Regions from separate parts of the Mus musculus genome. Here region 1 is linked to region 2. Evidence: chromatin contacts called from ENCODE Hi-C or POLR2A ChIA-PET data. All regions are on one chromosome and are shown on one strand. Each heading gives the region's core, a stretch centred on a gene start or an enhancer-like site at or near the end of the contact. The rest is flanking DNA. Distances are from core to core; before and after follow the strand shown.

Region 1 (3,046 bases), core at 327-2,826, 270 kb after region 2:
GTTGGGAAGGAATAGTTTAGAAGAGAAAAGCTAATTCAACTTAAGAAAAATTTCAGTGTGCCCCGTGCCCAAATCCCTCTATAATAAGTGTGCAGCATGCCTCCCATCTACAAATAGGCAATCTGTACTTCTGCAAGTATTATGGCTTTTCGTTTCCTTCATTCTCATGCTACAGTATGTCCACTGCCAGGATGAGGATACAGAGGAGCCATGGCCTCACTGTCTGTCAGCTAGGGAGCCCCACTAAGTAAAGAACCCTTCTGGAATTTATAATCACAACACCTATGACTTGGTTTTCACCAACAACCACTCAAGTTCGTCAGAGAGACTTTATGGTTCTTTCATCATGTCATCTCTTTTTATACCTGGCCATGGTAGCGTGCCATTCCTGTCACATCTGAATGTCCTATGTTAACACTCTTGATGATTGAATCTTAGAAACTGCACACATAGATGTAGAAATAAGTAAAGAGAAATCCCACTCACACTCTTTGGACATGCCCACTTCAAAGCACTTCTGCAGGCGGCAGTACTGGCATCGGTTCCTAGTGACCTTGTTAATGACGCAGTTCTTATCTCGATGGCAAGTGTAGATCATGTTCTTCTGAATACTTCTGCGGAAAAAGCCCTGCAAGCAAGAAGATGAGCAGATAAATAGCTAGCTTCATGAGAGACCAGAACCCACCTTGGGATGCACCCTGGGCTCAGTCTGCTGATAGAGGAATGGCTACAAAAACTAAAGTTAAAACCCTAGCCCCCAGGTTTAGAAACACAGTTCAGTGGCTAAGAGCACTTTTGTTCTTGCAGAGGATACAGGTTCTGTACCTGGCACTCACACCTGGCAGCTTACAACTGCCTATAGTTCCAAGGGGCTGGGACACTCTCTTCTCACCTCCTTAGCCCCAAAGACTCTTCCACTCAAAACTAGAGATGGCTGCTAGTGTCTCACTAAAACAAATATCAAGTTAATTTGCTTGGAAAACATCAGACAGAGCTGGAATCCATGCCAGCTTAGTTAAAGTACCTACCTACCTACCTACCTACCTACCTATTATCTATTTGAATTTCTCTCATATTATCCTTTGAGCCAGCTTTGCAGTTAGTCTCCTCATTAAGAAATTAAATACAGTTTTTATTTTACTTTATTTACATGTGTGTGCTGAGTGTGTTGCCATTGTTTTAAACTTCCCGAGAATGCTTTGATAAACTCAGCAACATATTCTGAAACTGTGCCAAACAGTAATGAAATGGGCAAACTTTATGTTCAAAAGTAGGGGCCGTATATCCTCTCTGTCCCCTCTGTTACCATGGTTAATAGAGTGCTGCTTGTTCAAATCAACATGAGGATGTAGCAGGTGATAAATGCTCTTCTGTTATCTTCACTCTCTTCTTTTTGCATGACAGAGAATTGCTGCCCTGAGTATTAAAAGTGTGGGTCTCTACCTGAGCAGTTGCAGTGGGATTAACAACCACTCTACAAACCATTCTCTCAAAGGCAGGAAATATGCTGAACAGTCTTCTCGTGTGGGCAAAACCTTGCCTGCAGTTGATTACCACGGCAGAAGCCTGACTAACTCCCACCAATGCTCACTGACTGTGAGCCAAGAACTCTCACGGAGTGCGTGCTGCTCATGATTTTCACACAGGTGCCCTAGGATTTGAAAAGTCTAAATAAACATATGGTTGTTGGCAAGGTTTTACTGTAAGGGCCTGGGAATCTGGTTTAAGACTAAACCAGAGCTGTCAGAAGCCCCTATACACACATTATTTCAAGAAAACATGGCTTATTTTTCTACCTTCGGTGTTATAAGAATGATCAGAATAGAAAACAACAGGTCACCAGTGTTCTAGAATCTGAGAAGTGTGTACTTTTGTGGCAGGACACCTTTCTCAGAATACTACATGGCACCTCTGGTTCTCAGAGGTACCAACTCGACATTAAAAGAAAAATCATTATTCCTTGACCAAGAACACGGTAGAGACAATAGTCTTTGTGTGTGTGAGGAACAAAAGAGGCAGGAACTCAGGCACCTTTTTCATTTATTAAAACCCAAATATTCAGTTTGGCAATGTTTTAGAGGCTAGGGAGCACAGAAAAAGAACACCATGATATTCAGGGAAATAAGAGAGAACTGGAGAACTTTATCCATCACTAATTGCCCATCAGTATGGCTCAGAAACAATGACCGAAACCAAATACGACTTCTTAGTTTTCCAGATCAGACTTTGGCTGGGTGTCAGCACGTCTCAGTTTCAGGAAATCATTTCCAGCACGGCAGAACCCTTGCTGACTATGATACATGCTGGGAGGTATTTTGATCTGTGTGTTGGGTAAACAGAGACTGTCTGTGATTCATGTGGAGTTTTATGTCAACCACATCTTTGCCTTCCTTCACTGCCATCCTACACAAACCTCACCCCTGCTAGAGACCTCAGCTTCCAGGACTGTGTGTGGATGAGGAGGGGCACAGAGCCCCAGGCCACTGACAATTTAATGGTTTTTTATATGATGCTTTAAGATCAAGATGGAATTGTTTTAGCTCTGGCTTGCTTGAGGATCCAGCACCATAAACATAACCCAGTGAGCCAATGCTCAGATGAAATCTCATGCCCTGTTGATAGTAAGTTTATGGATGGTTCAGAACCCTGGGATGCCCATTCCTTGCTGAGACAGAATATGAGTTAATATCAGGGGCATATCAGCATTTAATAAGAGTTTTCTTTTTTGAGAAATTCTGAGGGAACTCATATTTCTTGTGATTTAAAGCCACATATATGTCTAACTCAAAATCAAAGGCCTCATACGATTGGCCTTCGGTATTAAAAATGGGCTTTAGAGATTCACTTATAATATTTCTTGAAGCAAGTTGATAGTAAACACTCATAGGGCAAAGACCAAAAGGTTGATTATGAGAAGATGAAGAGCTGCTTGTATCTGGGACAAAGTCAGAAGAGGGCAGGCCCAGCAGAGAGCGTGCCTTGCCCTGGGAGTCAAGACCCTGCCAAGAGCCTTCTCACTGTCCCTGGGACATAAGTTTGTCACAAC
Region 2 (3,061 bases), core at 341-2,840:
ATAGTATCTTAAGAGGAAAATATATTTTGAACAGAACAACCGTTCTTTACCTTAAAGCACCTTCTCCTTCGGGATCGGGGGCAGTTATGTGACCGGCATCACCCGAGAGTCCATAACCCAAAATTTCTGCGTAGATCCGAGCTCCTCTCTGAACAGCATGCTCATGTTCTTCCAGCACCAGCACAGCAGCTCCCTCACCCATGACAAAACCATCTCTCTCTGGATGAAACGGCCGGCAGGCTAGCTTAGGATCTGGGTTTGAGCTCAGAGCCCGGGCTCTGGAAAACCCAGCGAGAGATAATGGACTAATGCAAGAGTCTGTGCCCCCAGCCACCATCACATCTGCGTCACCATGGGCTATGAATCTAAAGGAGTCTCCCACAGCATGTGCACCTGTGGTGCAGGCTGTGGACACTGAGTGATTGGGGCCCTTGAGTTTGTAGCGAATGCTAACCTGGCCTGCAGCCATATTGATCAGAATCTTAGGGACAAAGAATGGGCTGACTTTATTATAACCTTTGGTCTGAAACAGCAAAGCAGTTTCAGAAATAACTTCAAGAGGAACCATGCCCATGCCAATGGCAACGCCAGTAGCCACCTGATCTGCTTCTCGTTTCGGATGCCAGCCGGAGTCTTTCAGGGCCAACTCTGCTGCCCCAACAGCCATGATGGTGGAAGAAGACATGGACTTGGCATCTGATTTGGACACAAAGTTTTCTTCATTAAACTGACCTTCATGTGGACCTCTTGGTACATAAGCAGCTACACTGCAAGGGATATTCTTGTACTCATCACCAACCACAGAAACAATTCCACTTTCTCCTCGGAGAAGCCGATCCCAAACTAGTTGAGTCCCAACGCCAAGTGGTGTCACTAGGCCAATGCCTGTGATGACAACTCGTCTGCGCAACATGGCTGCTGGCACAGTTCCATAAAATCTGTGTTTGCTTATTAACCAAGAATATGACGCTGGATATGGATGGGAGATTGTGGCTTTTAGAAAATGTTGCAAGCATTTTGACAACATGGTTGAAATTCAGAAGATCAGAAACACATTCCTGGAATAGACCACAAGAGACAGCAAGCATCATTTAAACGACAGTAGAATCTTACACACACCCTAGGTGTGACTGTGGTCACAGAGAAATGCAACCCTCGCTTGGACTTAACTTTTATTTGTAATCTATGAGGTCCTTCAGACTGTCAACTGATAGCTAGCTCACTGGGTTTTACAACGCCAACCCACCCTACAGGGGGCATCCTTCTTCAGGCTCACCGAAGATTACTGTACAGTGTGGACTGAGTCCATGTGGCATTTCTAAGATTAATGCACAGGAGGCCGCCTCAGGCCCATTCTGCCTTGTGCACTTTATCTACTTCCGTGTAGGGCAGATAACCTTTCAGGCGGTCCCGCCACAGCCCAGCACCGCCGTATTAGGAAGGCCGGGTGTAACTTCCCGAGCTCAGCGTTAGGAGCTCTCAGGGATTCACAGCCACGCGACGCCCTCCACCCCTACCCTGAAACCCGGGTGCACACTGCAGTCACTACCTGAAACAAGCCTTTGCGGGCGCCCACCGAGTGCGCATGCGCACTCATCCGCAGCGCAGCGTTTCCGCCCGGTGCCTGATGTCAGAGGTCAGACGCTCCGGCCAGAGCTTCCTCCGGGTTCCGGGTTGTGAGTGCCCCGCTCTAGCCTCAGAGCCTGTTTTGATCGCTTGGGAAACCTCACCTAGTCAACAGCGATAATGCCTAGATATTCCTGTGCTGCCAGAGAAGGGCGGCTGTCATTTCCCCAGGACATTCCGGGGAGGACCTATAGCTGTAGCCTCCCTGGTAGCTCTGTAGAAAATATTCATAGAACTCTTCAGAATGTCACCAAGAAACCGAGGTCGTTTGGGGAAACATCTAAATGCCACGTAGACAATAAAATAATACTATGGCTGAATACTTAGAAATGTGCAAAGACGTTGAGAATTTGTTAGGAGACGTTAGTTACAAAACTTTTAAAGGTTTGCAAAGAGATCAGATAATGGTACCGCTCAATTTCAGCACCTGGGCGGCAGAGGATCAGGAGCTCTGTCCTCAGCTGTGGAGAGAGTGCAAAGGGAGCCTGGGCTACCAACCTGAAGACTTTGTCTTTAAAATATAACAAAACCTAACGTCTGTAGTGATCTGCAGTGCTTATGGTGTCCCCTCTACCTCCATTTTTCCTTACCTTTATTTACTTTAGCAAATGATGTAAACAGCTACTTCTGTAACAATAAAAAGGGCTGACTCATGACAGGAAGTGACCAGAAGATTGCCCAATATCTGAAGTGGAAATTCCTGAGCTTACGAAAGTTTTACTTGCTCAGAGATAAATCTGTAATGGATAAGTAGGATAAGTAGCAACACAGCCAGGGGATGTCTATTAACTGTTCAAGTCTGTCCCACGTGTGAGCTTTGCTTTTTCTTCAGATAAAGGATAGACTATGCTATCTTGTAGTCATGATTATATATTTTCTTGTGGGCAATAACCTCTTCAGGCCATCGTTGCCACGTATGCTTGCTTTCCAAATGTAGAAAAGAATCTGAGGTAAGTTTAGCTATTTCCTCATTACTCCTGGATATGATTTATTGTCTACTCTGTCTAAAATGTTTAAGAAAATTCAACTTGTTCCTGATCCAGTAGCTCACCATTTGCTTAGTATGATCTCCCTGCAGTGAAAATTGTGCTGTTTCCTCCAGTACCTTTTGGCAATTTGTTTTACATACAAATTTCTGATCTCAAAAGGCATTGGGGTATGTGGACTGTGGAAGGTTAGCTGAAAGGGGAACTCTGTCTATGCAGCCATGGAGAAGTCATGTCATCATCCATGCTGCAGTGAAACTTTCTGGCCGTGCAGATGCCCTAGGCACTTACTCCTGTAAGGAACCCTTCACCCATGCTCTGAAGTAAGCTGAATAAACTTAGAGTGCCCTAAGTCGGACCTGGGGATTTTGCTTTGATTTATTGTTGTTGCTTTATAAAGAGGCTGGGTATTTGTTTACATCTTCCCAGGGAAAGAATTGTTCTCAAAA

The links. Hi-C counts contacts between places; a loop is a spot of excess contacts on that map. ChIA-PET counts read pairs that join two places held with the same protein, here RNA polymerase II (POLR2A).
Region 1: a loop to region 2 is called in a map of Patski, with 2.7 times the contacts of the local background. The contact joins the enhancer-like site here to the promoter of Oxsm in region 2. A Hi-C loop is called at or near these places in 1 of 37 maps with a recorded cell type or tissue (Patski). POLR2A ChIA-PET finds 5 or more read pairs at or near these places in 1 of 5 experiments (Patski).

The regions. Positions count from the first base shown.
Region 1 is chr14:16,508,448-16,511,493 of GRCm38, forward strand. Rarb (retinoic acid receptor, beta) reads right to left here. Exons shown (of 8, transcript NM_011243.2): 3 at 487-628. Among named protein-coding and RNA genes, the nearest start is that of Rarb, 66 kb to the right of the region's middle. Within about 2 kb of position 1,577, at least 1 of the 3 ENCODE cell types and tissues checked has a DNase peak (open chromatin) inside an H3K27ac peak, as active enhancers do.
Region 2 is chr14:16,241,741-16,244,801 of GRCm38, forward strand. Oxsm (3-oxoacyl-ACP synthase, mitochondrial) reads right to left here and starts at 1,591. Exons shown (of 3, transcript NM_001359883.1): 1 at 1,550-1,591; 2 at 51-1,058. The coding sequence starts at 1,027.